Linked DNA regions of Homo sapiens: regions 2 and 3 are each linked to region 1. The links are chromatin contacts, found by Hi-C or POLR2A ChIA-PET in ENCODE. All regions are on one chromosome and are shown on one strand. Each heading gives the region's core, a stretch centred on a gene start or an enhancer-like site at or near the end of the contact. The rest is flanking DNA. Distances are from core to core; before and after follow the strand shown. Region 1 holds the start of GLI3 (GLI family zinc finger 3). Region 2 overlaps LINC01448 (long intergenic non-protein coding RNA 1448). Region 3 has its middle 210 kb from the start of LINC01448.

What was found. A loop is a pair of places that touch in the nucleus more often than their neighbours do. ChIA-PET counts read pairs that join two places held with the same protein, here RNA polymerase II (POLR2A). Pooled maps may share reads with other maps.
Region 2: a loop to region 1 is called in a map of esophagus muscularis mucosa, with 3 times the contacts of the local background. The contact joins the enhancer-like site here to the promoter of GLI3 in region 1. A Hi-C loop is called at or near these places in 2 of 168 maps with a recorded cell type or tissue (ectodermal cell and esophagus muscularis mucosa) and 1 of 50 pooled maps. POLR2A ChIA-PET finds 5 or more read pairs at or near these places in 2 of 52 experiments (MCF 10A and PC-3).
Region 3: a loop to region 1 is called in a map of sigmoid colon, with 6 times the contacts of the local background. The contact joins the enhancer-like site here to the promoter of GLI3 in region 1. A Hi-C loop is called at or near these places in 8 of 168 maps with a recorded cell type or tissue (MCF 10A, chondrocyte, esophagus muscularis mucosa and 5 more) and 12 of 50 pooled maps. POLR2A ChIA-PET finds 5 or more read pairs at or near these places in 2 of 52 experiments (HEK293 and MCF 10A).

What each region holds. Positions count from the first base shown.
Region 1 is chr7:42,234,548-42,239,269 of GRCh38, reverse strand. It overlaps GLI3 (GLI family zinc finger 3), which reads left to right and starts at 2,061. Exons shown (of 15, transcript NM_000168.6): 1 at 2,061-2,299. RefSeq lists an enhancer at 1,336-2,317.
Region 2 is chr7:42,675,107-42,679,828 of GRCh38, reverse strand. All of the region lies in intron 1 of LINC01448 (long intergenic non-protein coding RNA 1448), which reads left to right. Among named protein-coding and RNA genes, the nearest start is that of LINC01448, 29 kb to the left of the region's middle. Within about 2 kb of position 1,913, at least 5 of the 41 ENCODE cell types and tissues checked have a DNase peak (open chromatin) inside an H3K27ac peak, as active enhancers do; they include PC-3, where a contact is called at or near this core.
Region 3 is chr7:42,490,984-42,495,705 of GRCh38, reverse strand. No RefSeq gene overlaps it. Among named protein-coding and RNA genes, the nearest start is that of LINC01448, 210 kb to the left of the region's middle. RefSeq lists a silencer at 1,802-2,096 and enhancers at 1,802-2,096, 1,698-2,198. Within about 2 kb of position 1,990, at least 16 of the 41 ENCODE cell types and tissues checked have a DNase peak (open chromatin) inside an H3K27ac peak, as active enhancers do; they include mammary epithelial cell, sigmoid colon and transverse colon, where a contact is called at or near this core.

The DNA of each region.
Region 1 (4,722 bases), core at 812-3,311:
CTCCCAGGCCTGAGGCCAGTTAGTGAGCGCGGAGATGGGGCTGCCACAGGGCTTCTGAGTCTCGTGCTCTCTGCGATGAGTCAGTGGTGTTTTGTTTTTTCCTGAGCCGTGAGGTCGAGGGAAATCTTAAAACAAATGGCTAACTAGGGCCTTTAGCCCCACCTTACCTCCACCACTTCCACCATAAAACCTTAAGTCTGTCTCTGCACTTGTCATGTCATTGTGACAAGGAAGGAGTCCCAAGAAACAAACAATGAATACCACCCTCAATTTCGTTAAAAGATTCTTCAGTTAAGCATTTGAATCTCAAAATGCTCTTCAAATTCTAATAGCTCATCATTCATCCACCCACACTCTTCCTTCAGTCAAGACACTTGGCGGCAACGCCACACAAGCAACCCGGAGCTCCGGGGCACTTCTGGCTGGGTGGACCCGGCTTAACCAGAAAGAGGGGATGTTGGAATGTCACAGGGGCTTTCTTTTCTTTCTTTTTCTTCCTGTGTTTCCCCCCGAGAACTCCTTTTTTAAGTTACATGTCCAGGTTGGATATATTAAAATGACGCAGATGAACAAGGACTGGATGGTCGAGGAAGGAGGCCAAATAACTTTTACTAGCATGGGCCTCTGAAAATGAAGCAGGGACAGAGACACTTTGTAGCTCAAGGAAAAGCGGCACGTTAGAGACCAGGCTCCAAGCCTGGGGTCTTTGTTTTTGTGTCTTTTATAAAGTGGCCCATAGGGACAGCAGGCTGTGTGGTGGGAGCTCCTCCTCGCTTCGCGGATTTGGCCCCGAGGGCAGACGAGTCCGGTGGAGAGAAAAACCCTGAACTTCCAAAGGCATCATCCCGCGAGAGGGAGTTTCGGGGATGGCTTTGGGAAAATGTAAAACAAGGAGATGGGGAGCCAAGGATGGGGGGCGGTGGTAATCAGAGAAGCCTTAAAAGAATAAAGGGGAGTCCAGCCCTTGAGCAAGAGTGAGAAAGAGAGGCTGGGTGGGAGAAGATGGGAGCAGACAGGACGCAGCACGAGTGCCAGGGCGCGCATTTGGGGGGTGTCCTGGCGGTGTGGAGAGAGAAGAGAGAGGGCGCGGGTGACATCACGCCCGGGCCCCCTTCCCCTCGCCGGGTGGGTGGGGCTTCGGCGCGCCGGGAGGGCGCGGGGTCAAGTAGGGGGAAGAGGAGGAGCAGGCATGAATGTGTCTGTGTGAAGACCGGGGAGGGGCGGAGGAGGAGGAGGAGGAGGAGAAGGAGGAGGAGGAGGAGGAGGCGGCGGCGGCGGCGGCGGCGGCGGCGGAGGGCGGGGAGGGAGCGCGCGCGTGGCTCGCGGCGCCCGGGCTCCCCCCCAGCCCCCGACCCCGGCCCGCGACGCGCCGCCTCCCAGCCGCCGCCGCCCGCCTCGCAGCTGGGACCCACTCCGGGCTTGGGGACCCGGCGGGCGGGAGAAGCGGGGGCTCCCGGCGCGGCCTGGAAGGAGCGAGAAAGCAAAAGTAAGGCGAGCAGCACTCCAAGTTTTCCCAACTTCGCCCCCTGCGGCGGCAGGCGTCCTGCTGCTCAGCGCGTCCCCTCCGAGCCCGAGAGTGGCTGAAAGAAAAGGGACTGGGCGGGGGCCGGGGCGGAGGAAGAGAGAGTGCGAGGGAGCGAGGAGAGTCCGGCAACATCTGTTAAAACTTGGGGGAGGAGGAGCGCGGGGAGGAGGAGGAAGAGGAGGAGAGAAGGGAAGGAGGGAGCGCGCGGGAGGGGAGCGCGGAGCCGAGGGACAACTTTTCCACCCCGTGAGTAGTGCAGGCGGTGCCAGGTCGGGGCGGGGGGCTTCTCCACCCAGCACGGGGCACCAGGCCGGGATGGGACCTTTTTCCAGAAAGTCGATTGGATGCCAGGAGAGGCGTACGGCTGGGGGTTTCTTTCTTTCTCTTTCCCCTCCCTCCCGCGGTTGAACCAAATCAGAACTGTCACTCAGGGCTTGTGAGTCAGAAGGGATCGGATTACACGATCCCCGAAACTGATGCCGGAGCTGCACGAGCGGGAGGGAGCGGGCAGGGGCAGCGCCACCGGCGCGCTCGCACACTCGCACTCGCGCACACCCGCCGCTCCCACTCACCCGCGCCGCTCTCCCGCCTTCCCCGCGCGCCCCGCGGCCGCCCGCGCCGCACCATGCCCGCGGCGGGCGCACCCCGCGCCCAGCCCGGCCGCTCGCGGTAGCCGTAGCCGCCCGCGGCCGCGCGGAGCGGGGAGCCGCCAGCCTGCGCCCCGTCCGCGGGTCTATGGGAAGTTCGGGGACTTGACAGCCGCTGCCGCCGCAGGTACGTCCCGCTCGAAGTTCTTTGTTTCGCGGACCCCGCAGCCCGCTCCTGCGGCCGCGCCCGCGCCTCCGGGGCCAGAGGTGGTCCCCAGCGTGGGGACGGGATGGAGTGAAAATGGCTGTCAAAAGGCGCCCAGATTTAGAGAGCCGCCGGTGAGGCGTCCGAGCAAGGCTTGCATTCGCTCCCTCCTCCTGGAAGGTCCTTTCCGAAGAGTCCGACCCGCGGACCGGCCGGAGACGGATTGGAGAATTTCACCTCCCGGAGGGGGGACGAAGTTTGCCGCAGTGGTGGCGGCGCCCCTCGCCTCCGCCCCCATCCAAAGGGTTCAGAAGAACTCCGCGAGCCCCGCACGCGCCTGGCTCCTTCCTTTGCGCGGTGGCGCTCTACGGCTCGGGCTTCGGGCGCGCACGGCGCTCGGGATGGGCGGAAGGAGGCGGGAGGCATGGTGGGTGCGCGCGGGGACCTCCGCCGCGGGGGCCGCCGCCGCTGGGGCTTCTCCAGCCCGGGCTATGCTTCGGAGGGCGGGGGTGTGGTGTGAGCGGATGGAGAGAGGCGCGCCTTCGTCGTCATAGAGGAAAAGTGAAAGTTGTACCATCTGTATATGATTTGGGATTCTCTTATTTCTTTTCCTTTCCAGGGGCAGCGCGCACAGACACACAAAGTAACCGTGGTCCATGCAATAATCATTTAAGGTGCCGCGTTTACACAGAGCAGCAGGGGACAGTTACTTTCTTGAGTAGCAGCGGGAAAACGGGCGGGAGAAGGCAGAGAGGGTGTAAATATTGATCCCAAACTTGCAGAGTTTGTGAAGCGACTTTTAAGCAGATTGTCCGAAGCGGACGCTCCACCCCGCACCCGGCCTTTTATCCTTTCCTGAACTTTGTGCTCCTGTCCCCCATTGCACCTCCTTCTGTAAGATGCCGTCCCCCGAGAGGCGCTGCACCCCAGGCTTCCCTGCCTGACCCCGCGTGGAAAGAGGATTAAGGAGGCTCCCTCCGCCGCTGGTCATCCTGCCCCAACTTCTCATCTCCCCAGTGCAGACTGCCGGGTAGATTCTGGCCTTGGGTACAGTGCTCATGGCCCTCTGCCAGTTTATATGTACATATATTTATGTAAAACATTTTCTCCCAGCTCTTTGCCAGCTGTTCCACATTTTCCAGCTGCCACTTCAGTTTGAAATGATGGACTGTCTGCGTCTCCAAGTCAAAGAACCCTTTAGTCAAAGGTATGGAGGGCCGGCCGCTGTGCAAATACATGGCAGTGCCATTAGCCGGGCTGGTATTATTAGTTCTAAAAAATACCTCCTGCTCCCCTTTTCCTCTCCTCCCTCTTCTCTCCAGTTAGGCTTTCCAGAGCACAGTATATACACTTTGCTGAAAATTCGAGTAATTAGGCCTTTCCCTCTTAAATGTGATTTTTGTACAGAATTTGGATGAGGCCGTTTTTTTAGATCCCTGAAATATGTGTCTGGTGGAAATAAATTAACTTTTAAAAATAAAAGAGTTTCAGCTTGAGCGCATTGGGCATGGCGGGTGGGGGGCCTGCACCCTGGCCGTCTGAAATGAGCTCTTTTCAGTCTATTTAAGGCAGGAACCATTCATCCTCCCCATGCTACACTTTTTGTGTTGTTTGATGTCTTAGCATATTATAGACCGAAATCTACAAGAATTGACCTAAAGTATTAATTTTGAGTATTTATGTAATTGCTCGGTAATTTTGAATAGGTGCCTTATTGATTGATTCCTGTAATTATTTCATTTAGGTTTTAGATTAAAAATTAATAGTAGTCTGACAGTTTCTTAATTACATGTGTCAAGATTCTTTTGAAGGAGGAAAATGCTATGTTTTAAAATAGTGAAATAGCCTCAAAATCTCTTAATTTTTCTAAAGCAGAACAGTATTTCAGTTGAGGGGATATATTAAAGCTGCCGGGACTGGTTTTAACAATGTAAACTCTGTGAAGTATCTGAAGAATTTGTTTATGTTAGGAAATATTGGTCTTAACGACCTGGTACACAAACACTTTGGCCAGTTAAACTATATTCAAACCTAAAACAAACATGAAATAACATTTAAATTAGTTGTAATAGCATGCTTATACAGAGTAGAGAGTTTATTTTATACTAAAAGCTATTTAATTAGAAACTCCCCGCCTAAGGGGAGATCCTTTCAGGGTATGCAATTCTTAAAGTCAGCCTAGGGAAGCTTTGGTTTAAGATGCATGAATGAGTCCAATGTGAGAGGTGTCTAGTGAAATTTCACACAAGCAGAAACACTTTAAAGATATAGATTGTATTATTGTTAGTAGGCTGGTAGGTCCAACTCAGATGCCTACCAATTCCCAGTGCCTTTAACATGCTTGTGTTCCTTGACTGAACCTTGATATAAACACATTTCTATTGTATATCTAATTTGCAAAGGAC
Region 2 (4,722 bases), core at 664-3,163, 440 kb before region 1:
CTGTTGGATTCAGTTTGCTAGTATTTTGTTGAGAATTTTTGTCTCTATGTTCACTAGGGATATTGGTCTAGAGTTTTCTTTCATTTTCGTGTCCTTGTCTGGTTTTGGTATCAAAGTTACACTGGCCTCCTAGAATAGAAGAATTTGTATTAATTCTTTAAGAGTTCAGTAGAATTCAGCTACGAAGTCATCCAGTCCTGGACTTTTCTTTGTTGGGAAGTTTTTATTACTGGTTCAATCTCATTACTTGTTTTTGGTCTGTTCAGTCTTGCTATTTCTTCTTGGTTCAATATTGGCAGGTTGTATGTGTCCAGGAATTTAGCCATTTCCTCTAGGTTTTTAAATATATTGGCATATAATTGTTCATAATAGAGATTAATAAGTTTTGAAACTGAATTTTTCTGTGCTCTGTATCTGATTTCTAATGAGAATAGATACATTACAGTATTTTGAAACTGAGTCCTTCTGTGTTCTTTATCTGATTTCTAATGAGAGTAGATACATTACAGTATCTAAATGTTTTAAAATCTAATAATTTTACGACTAATGTAGGAGGTAGGAGTAGGGAAACAAAGTTTGTCTGGCAGTATGATTGATTATTGTTGAATTTTTGGTGAGGAAATAGACCCCAGACCTTGATCTAGAGGGAGGAAGAGTAAGACAAAGAGCACTATATTGGTTGCCGATTAAAACAAGGAGCATTTAAATTTTTCATGGTAACTTAAGAAGGAAAGAGTGAGAGGGCTCTGGATGAACAGGAAGCAGGGCCAGCTGCATGGAAGGCTGTAGAAGGCAGGGGTCAGCCAGTGAGATGCTTCCCGGGGGGAAATGGCCAGGAGACTTCTAGGATCAGGAGGGTCGCATATGGACTAATAGGCAGTGTTCAGTCATATGCTCCTTTACCTCTGACTCCTTAATAAATTTTGTTAAAACTACCCAAAGATGGTAGTTTTATCAAAATTAAAGTTGTTTAAGTTAAGAACTTTAACATTAAAGTTGATTAACAGTTTTAATCATGGAAAAGCATCCATGTTTTCACATTTCGTTTGATGCAGAGTGGAGAGAAATAGCAGATGTAAGCATTGAGAATCCAAGTGAAAGATAGTTAAACAGAAGGAGGATATTAGAAGAGGGAGTAACTGTGAGAAATGGAAAGTCCCTGAGATTCCTGAGAAATGCAGGGAGTTGACTAAGTGAGGGATGGGGAATAAACTCATTTTTATTTTAACATTAAAGAGAAGAGTGCTCTCATAAGATGGAAGTCTTGGAAACACCCACACAGCAGATTCTTGGGTTGCACTAGCAAATACATCTGACACTTTTACAAATGGCAACTTCTCCTGACTTGTTACTGACAAGTTGAGCAATGTCTTCAACTTTATAGCGTAAACAGAACTGGGAATCCTGCCTATAACATCCAACATCCTCATGTCATGGGAGGATCATGGTAGAGTTATTCTCAGCACCCAGAATTCTACATAGGAAAATGATTATAAGGGTAAGCCATATTCAAAATAATCTGGTTTTAGTGCCTAAGCCCACAAAGCTGCATTATATAAAATATTGCTTCCTTTAAAATGATGGTCTTGAGAAAACAACATCAAACAGAACTTTCTGAGATCAAGAACAGGAAATGAATGATTCAGCAGGCTGGATATCACCCAAAGAGCTGTCTTCACAGCTGTAAGGAATAGCTGCAAAAAGTTCCAGGGGATTGCCTGGTACCATTTGAAGGCAGTCAGGCTGGGAACCACAGAGAGCTCCACGGAGTGTGGTGAAGGATAATTAGACAGTCCAGCTTCGACTCCCCAGAAATATGTCAGCCTGGTGCCACTGCTTTCTTGACTATCTTCTAACTGCCTCTGAGTCCACATTTGGAGATGCTCCAGGGTGACTCAGGACTTGAGAGAGAGCAAGCATCATCCATGGCAGGAAAGTCAAGGTGTTTGTTCTGCTCTAAGAGCCTGAAAGGATGATTTATCATGGAAGCTGACACTGCTGCACTGTTTTTCAAAATCTAATATAGTGCTGGTTATCTGGCAAGGACTGCCTTTGGGCAGAGCTTGGGTGAGAGTGCAGTTAGTGCTGATTCATTTGTGTGATCTCTCTCTCTCTCTCTCGTGCTCTCTCTCTCATATTAAAGTACAATTAGCAAGCACCCAGATTTTGACTGCTATCATCCAATGCCTGCCCAGTGATTCTCACCTGTACAACACTGCTGACTCTGTGGAGTATATTATGCAGGAAATTGCCCAGGCATTAATATTTGAGACCTGACATTGGAAAAGAGTAGTAGCCCTCAAGTGTGTCTTCTTGAACACATTGTGCCTTGCTTTAGCAGAACAGCAAAGCCCATCTACATCCTATAAGCATTTCCACTACTTAGTCCTGATACGTGTTCCACAAAGCCTTCTTCATCTTCTCCATCTTTCTAAAACATGTTTTTTCATCATGTCACTCTTTTGCTCAAAAATCTTCAGATGTATCTGCAGTATCTTTATAGTACCAGATAGGTTTTTTTCTGAGTCTTATCTTTGTTCTGTTGTGTTTTATGCATCTCTGCAGCTGCATACAACCTTTTTGAGATGAGCTGGGGTATACATGTAAGGAATACATGTAAGGACACATACATGCCTCATATGTAATAAGACATCCATTAGACTTTTTCTGTCATCTAACACTTCCGTTGAAGGCCCCAGGCTGAGGACAAGGATTGAAAAGTACTTCATATTCTTCCAAATGCGCATATCTTCCCCAGGAATTGTTAAGAGATAGCCAAAGTAGTCTTACAAGTCCCTGTTCCACTGTCAAATATTTATAGAAAGAGAAGAGTATAAATGTTAAGGGGAGTTAAATGTAGTGGAGGAAGTTTTAGCAGTTTTCATGTTGCATTGTTGCCTAAGTGGGGACTGCCCAGCATTTCCCGTCCCTCAAACCAGATGAGAAGGGCTCTAAGAAAACTGTGGATGGAAATTGTGGTTGCTGAGAGAAAAGAAGCCTGCATTTCCCTCCACAGTGAGGTGATTTGCTGAGCTATGGTGTCTGCAGGCCTTCCCCAGGGCTTCCAGTCCAGCAGAAGGAAGATTGGTGAGGGAGTTCTCAGGATAATTTTGTGTGTCTCTGAAAACTTGTGGTGTTTGTGAGTGTGGACAGCAATGCTCACTTCTGACCTGGAGAGTCCTGATGGCAGGAAGCTGGATTGAGCAGGTGCAATTGCAGGGTAAGGACAAAGGTCAGGTGCATGGCAAGGATGCTTGAATTTTTCAAAGTGCACAGACATGGGAGAAGAGAACCAGCCTAAAGGCTTTTTAAAGGTACCCTTATGAAGAGGACTAGCTTTGGGCTCCATGCCAGCTGTGAGCATCTTTGTCAGGAGTACTTCTAGGGACAGGTGCTTGTGGATGGTCACAGAGGAGAGCTGGAGAGCACATTAGCTACATTAGTCTGCACATGGCTTCTAGAGAGGTGGCACATGCACCCCATGAGAGATGCCACTTTAGGCCAGCCCATGGTGACCAAAAGAACTACATCAGCAGGAACTGTTAAATAATATAAACTAAAAACATTTCCTCCACCCCATTCTCAATACCTGAGAGGGACCATGGCATCTGACTCAGATGTTGCTAAGGGAAGGGAGGGGTTGTATAGCATATTTAAGGTGCTGGAGGAAAAAATAAAACTGTTTGTTGTTTTTACTCCAATGAGTTTAGTCTGTGCAATAAGCATTTTACTTGTATATATATATATATGCACGCAACAAAGCTAAGAGTTTTATTATTTTTAGAAATTAATTCAATAAACACTTTGCAGATCTAATATATCTTAGCAAGATGCATGGCACTTATGATATAGAAAGAAATAATTAACACTTCTTTCTTTAAGGCATTTCTATGAGGAAGTATACATATATTTTTGTAGTCATAAAATCATGTGAATAGGCTGGGCATGGTGGCTCATGATGGTAATCCCAATTCTTTGAGAGACCAAGGCAGGAGAATTGCTTGAGGCCAGGAGTTTAAGACCAGTCTGGACAACATGGTGATACCCTGTCTCTACACAACATAAAATTTAAAAATCAGCTGAGTGTGGTGATGCATATCTGCAGCTACTCAGGAGGGAGGATTACTTGCCTAGGAGTCTGGGGCTACAGTGAGCTATGATTGTGCCATTGGACTCCAGCCTGAGTGACAGAGCAAAACTCTGTCTCTAAAAAGAATAATAATAAACAATAAAAATTATTTAAAAAACAAATAGAGTACAATATATATTATCATTTAACAGATTTATTGCTTACTTACTTTTTATAGTTTGCACTAAGCAGGCTGAAATATAGTGTATGGGAATGCAGAGTGACGAGCATCCAATGGGTATTCCTTGCTCTGATGACTTGGCCACGACTGAATTGAGTTTTATTTATCACTACTTCTTCAAAAATCTACTTCTTTGCTATTCTACAGAAGAAAATGTGTGCTTCTCTCTCTCCTTGTTTTACTCACTTATTGACTTGTGCTATGGTCTGAATATATGCATCTCCCTAAAATTCATAAATTTGTATGTTGAAATGTTAATGCCCAAGGACATGATATTAGAAGGTGGGGGCCTTTGGGGAAATGATTAGGTCATGGGATTGGTGCCCTTATAAAAGAAGCCCAGAGGGCTCCCTTGCCGGTTCCACTATGTGAGGACACAGTGAAGAGATGGCTGCCTTTGAACCAGGAAGCG
Region 3 (4,722 bases), core at 741-3,240, 260 kb before region 1:
AGAGGAGAAAAAAAAGAGAATGACAAGATGATAAACAAACAAGTTAAGAAACATGAAGGATGTAATAAGAAAAGTCTGATTCATACACATAATATGCATTCCAGAAGGAGAGAATAGAGAGAATTGTGGAGGAGAATTCGTCAAACAGAAAATGGTTACATCTTTTCCAAAAATGATGCAATATATCAAAAGCTCCATTGGATGCTGAGTAGATAAATAAAAATAATCCAGACCTAGACACATGATAGGGAAATGTAAAGAGGAAATGCTGGAAGTAGGTGTGGGTGGAGGGCAATGAGGCATCTCTAATACTGATGTAATTGTTGCAAGAAAAAAATTAAAATGTAGTTGTAGTATCGGAGCCTATTCTAATGTGCACTCATGCGCAAAGTAATGCAAGGTTGCTTAGTGAATACTGACTACATGCCATGTGCTGTCCTAAGAACTGGCAGACAGAAAGATAAATAAGACATGGTGGAAGAACTCCAGGGAAGAGGAGAAAGGCATGTATACAACCATGGTGGATCGTATTAATAGCACCAATACTTCAAACCTCCCTGTGTCCAGTGATTTTTTTTGTGACTTTACAGTTCTTTCCAGAGTTTATTCTCCCATTGCCTTAAAAATTGGCTGACCTTGAACTTTCTTTAGACTAGAATTCACTGGACTTGATGGTAAGTTAATTCTGAGACTAGGTCTCAAGAGACCGCGAGTATTTCTGCTGTGCTTCTGCTTTACTCTGATGACATGCCCAGGCTAGCCTGCTGGAGGATGAGAGGCGTGGGAAGCAGAGATCAGTCACCCCGGTCACCCCAGCCAACAGCCAGCCATGAATGTAGGTGATCTCAGCCAAGATCAGTAGAGCCAACCATCCTACATGTCTGATGAACAAGTGGCTATTATTGCAGGCCATACAGATGCCATTGATACGCCAGCTCCCCATAATTCAATGTGACGGAGCACACAGAAACAATCAGCAGGAAAATAACTCCAAATTTTAATTTTTTTCCCCCTAAACCATATTACACTTGTTTCCTTGGTTTCACAAAGTTCCAGCTTGTTCCGTCTGGTAAATGTGTTGGTGGCAAAAGCTGTGAGACATGGTGGCAGATGAAATCTCTTGCCCTTAAATAGCTGTCAGCTCAAAACTATAAACAGTAAATACTGTGAAGCCTGTCTTAAACCGCAGCCCAAGGGAGCCGCAGAAATTGGATGCCTCATAGAAATGATCTTTAAGTAAAGGTTGAATACAATAGCCTTGGGGATATTTTCAAATGGTGGCTCCAGACAGAGTTGTCTGATGGGAAGCGTTCGCCAGGCTGGGCTTCCTGGAGTTTGCCTGCTCTGAGACACATAATGAAAAAGAGAGCTTCAGGGTTCATCAGGGGATGGCACAGAGGCTAGGAAAATCCAAAGTATTTTATAATGTCCAGGTAAATGCTCTACTTGTGGATTCATTAATTAGACTTTCAAAGATAAGAGGCCAAATAAAAAGCTGAACTTTTTCCTCAAAGCTTGCCTTCATCTCACTGAGCAACATGCAAAATGCCCCTCACAATAAATCGTTTCCCCTTCCCAGGTAGAGCCACCTGCATTTGGTGTGTGTGATTTGGGGTGTTGAAAGCTAGCCAAAGCAAGCAGGAATGAGAGGACTGGTTAGCAGCTCTGCTCCGCAGTGTGGGAAGTGGTTAGGCTGCAGAGGGGGCACCCTAATGCATGCCTTTTGAAATCAGAGCAGCTTAAGCCCTTGAGAGGGGATGTAGGGACCCTGGGGTCCCAAGGGGAAAGATCTTGCAGCCCTGATAAGAATGGGTGCCTGGCAAGGCTAAGCTGGAATGGGAATCTCCAGGCGTGGAGAGCGTCCACTCTTGCTGTGGTCAGAATCAGAACGGAGAATGCGGAGCATGAGACAGAGGCTTTCCGTAAACACGGCTCATTCTCAGAGCACTTCAGGGCTGGGTTCCCAGAGGGCGGACATTCCTAGAAATGGTGCAGATGCACAGCCCCTCCTTCCAGGGCACCGCCCCCGCAGCCCGGCAGAGCAACCGCAGACATTTATTTTCCTTCTCCGAATAACACCGCCGCGCTGGGTGGAAACGAACCCGAGAGCCCACACTTGGCCAGCGGCCGCGGGGAGTGGGCGCCAGCAGTAGGTCCCTGCTGGGGCTGTCGCTCAGCTTCTCCCTGCGGACCTCGGACACAGCCCCCACCAAGCTGCATGCGTCCCGGCCTCCTCCCTTTCCAAAATCCGGCTGCTCCTGCTGTCAGGCACCTGAGAGGGAGCTTCCCTTAGCCTTGGAATCGCTGCCAAGGGGTCGAGCAGACTTTTCAAATTCTCTCCCCCTCCCCGGAGCCCCCACCTTCACTTAGACATTTGTAGGTCACTATTTGTTTATTTATAATTTATTGATTGATCTTTAAAATTTAATAGGCATTAGAATCACATGACATCATGCTAACAGTTCCTGATGTGAAATCTGTCTGTTTCAAGATTTTATATAAAATATTCCATTATGTTATTACACTTGTAATCTGTAGACTCCCTGCGTTTGCATAGTAGCATCCTCAGCAGGGCGATGCAGACCCGGACTTCTTGTTGAAGAGAGGGAGGAAGCTTCCTCATAAAAGGCCAGACTCTCAGTGGGCTCCGTGTGAATCTGTCTCCACACTCACGGCTGTCTAATACTGCATGCCTCAGCGTTCTCATCTATGAAATGTGAATATTAGTAGTACCTATCTTATAGGATTTGTGCTATCAAAACGTAATCCATATTAAGTAGATAACTCAATGCTTGGCACATAGTGAGTACCCACTGTTAGTATTAGAATTGTTTCTGTAAATACTATTACTACTATTAAAATTTTTCTGAATCAGCTCTTTATTTGTGGATGACATGAAACCTTTTCAGAAGTAATTTAATGTATCTTATTACAAGGCAAATTCTTTTGGTTTTCATATTTTTCTAATAAATACAAGAGAAGCTGACAAAAACAAAATGATAAAGCAAAGAGAAAAGCGAAGGCAGGGAGATCAATTTTAATATCAAATAAAGCAAAGATATTGAGAGAGAGAGATTTTTGTGTTCATTGCAGACAACATTCCCATTCAAGATATAGCAGCAGAAAACAAACAGGCATACTAACAATTTCGTGCTTCTGACTTTGTACTCTTTGTCTAAAAAGTGACTCCTAAAATTGTATAAAATTCAGGGCCACAAATCTGAACTGCACCTGAAAACATGTAAAGCAAAAACTGTTAGGAGTGTAAGAAAATTAACAGCTTCCATATATTTGATTAGAAACAGTTGTAGAAGAATATTTAACAACACAGGAAGATGTTCGTGATATAGTACATACTAAAAGATTAATAACAGTTTCATGTACATATGTCCTGAGGTCAAGGACCAGTTTGCCAAACAGACCAGTTCCCCTTGGAGAGTCACCTTAAAGTCCTAATTAGCCTATTAAAGGCTCTGAGAAATCCAAACACCAAGTTTAACTCTTAAATATAGTGTTTTCTACCACTTTTATTTGAGAATGCAGAACTTTTTCACAATACTCATATTAAACTTCTTTTGAACAATTTTTAATATACACCTTTTTGGGATATGCTATCCTAGAAGCACGTCCATTAGAATCAAATTAAAAAAAAAGAAAAGCCAACTCTATCAGGTGTGAGTGTGTGTGTGTGTGTGTGTGTGTGTGTGTGTGTAATATAAATTGTATAACTATGTAAATATGATATAAAAGGCTACTGGAAAGGATACCAATTATCACTTTTACAGATGACATGATACAATTTTCTCCTTAAACTACCCAAGATTAAGATTGAAAAAATATTAGAACCATATTTTAGTGTATATACAAAATAAATATATTAGAAACTGATTTGACTTACTTTTTATCTGCTACCTATCTACACTGCTTGAGTTTTTGCTTTATCATAATATTATTTTTACAATTTAAAAAGTCTTCTTTAAATTCATGAGGCGTTAGGCTCTTAGAATGAAAGATACTGCCTCATTTCTTGATAATTAGAAACTGTTAAAAAGTCACTTAAGGAATCAGCAGTATTAGTGTCTGATAAAATAAGAACTTCTCAAAATTTGATGTATTGCTGTGTGCAGGGCTCACTCCAATTTCCTGGGAATGATCTGGCACTAGAGGTCCCATCTCCCTGGTCTCCCAGGGGCAGGGCTACACACAGCTCAGTTTCCCTCAGGACTCTGGATCTTCCACGTCTTCAGACTCTGAGCTGTTGGCATTTCTCAGCATCCCTCTAGACAGCTGGCATCTGAACTCAGACTGCCCGATGCTTAAGCTACAAGTGTTAATTCCTGCACACCAAGGTCACTGGCACACTCGTTCCATTTGAAGGAGTGAGCAGCAGGGGAAATGGGGTGCCTATTCTGACTAATACCCTGGGCACTTGGGCCCAAACTCTCATGGACAGGACCTGCATGCCTGCTGGTTTTCTGCCCACAGTTCTAGCCTATCTTGGGATCTTGCCTGGTGTCCACCCCAAGCTGTGCCTCAACAGGTGCATGGGACAGGTCATTCACATGGAGTCTCATGGAGTGGATGTGCAAATGAGTTAATTTTATCTCAGCAAAAGTGATTGGGTGCTTTATGACACCATTGCCTCAAAAATTAAACTTTACATCTGGTTGTAGGTACACTGAACTCAAGGCATTTGTTTTGTTTTGCTTTATTTCGTTTTGT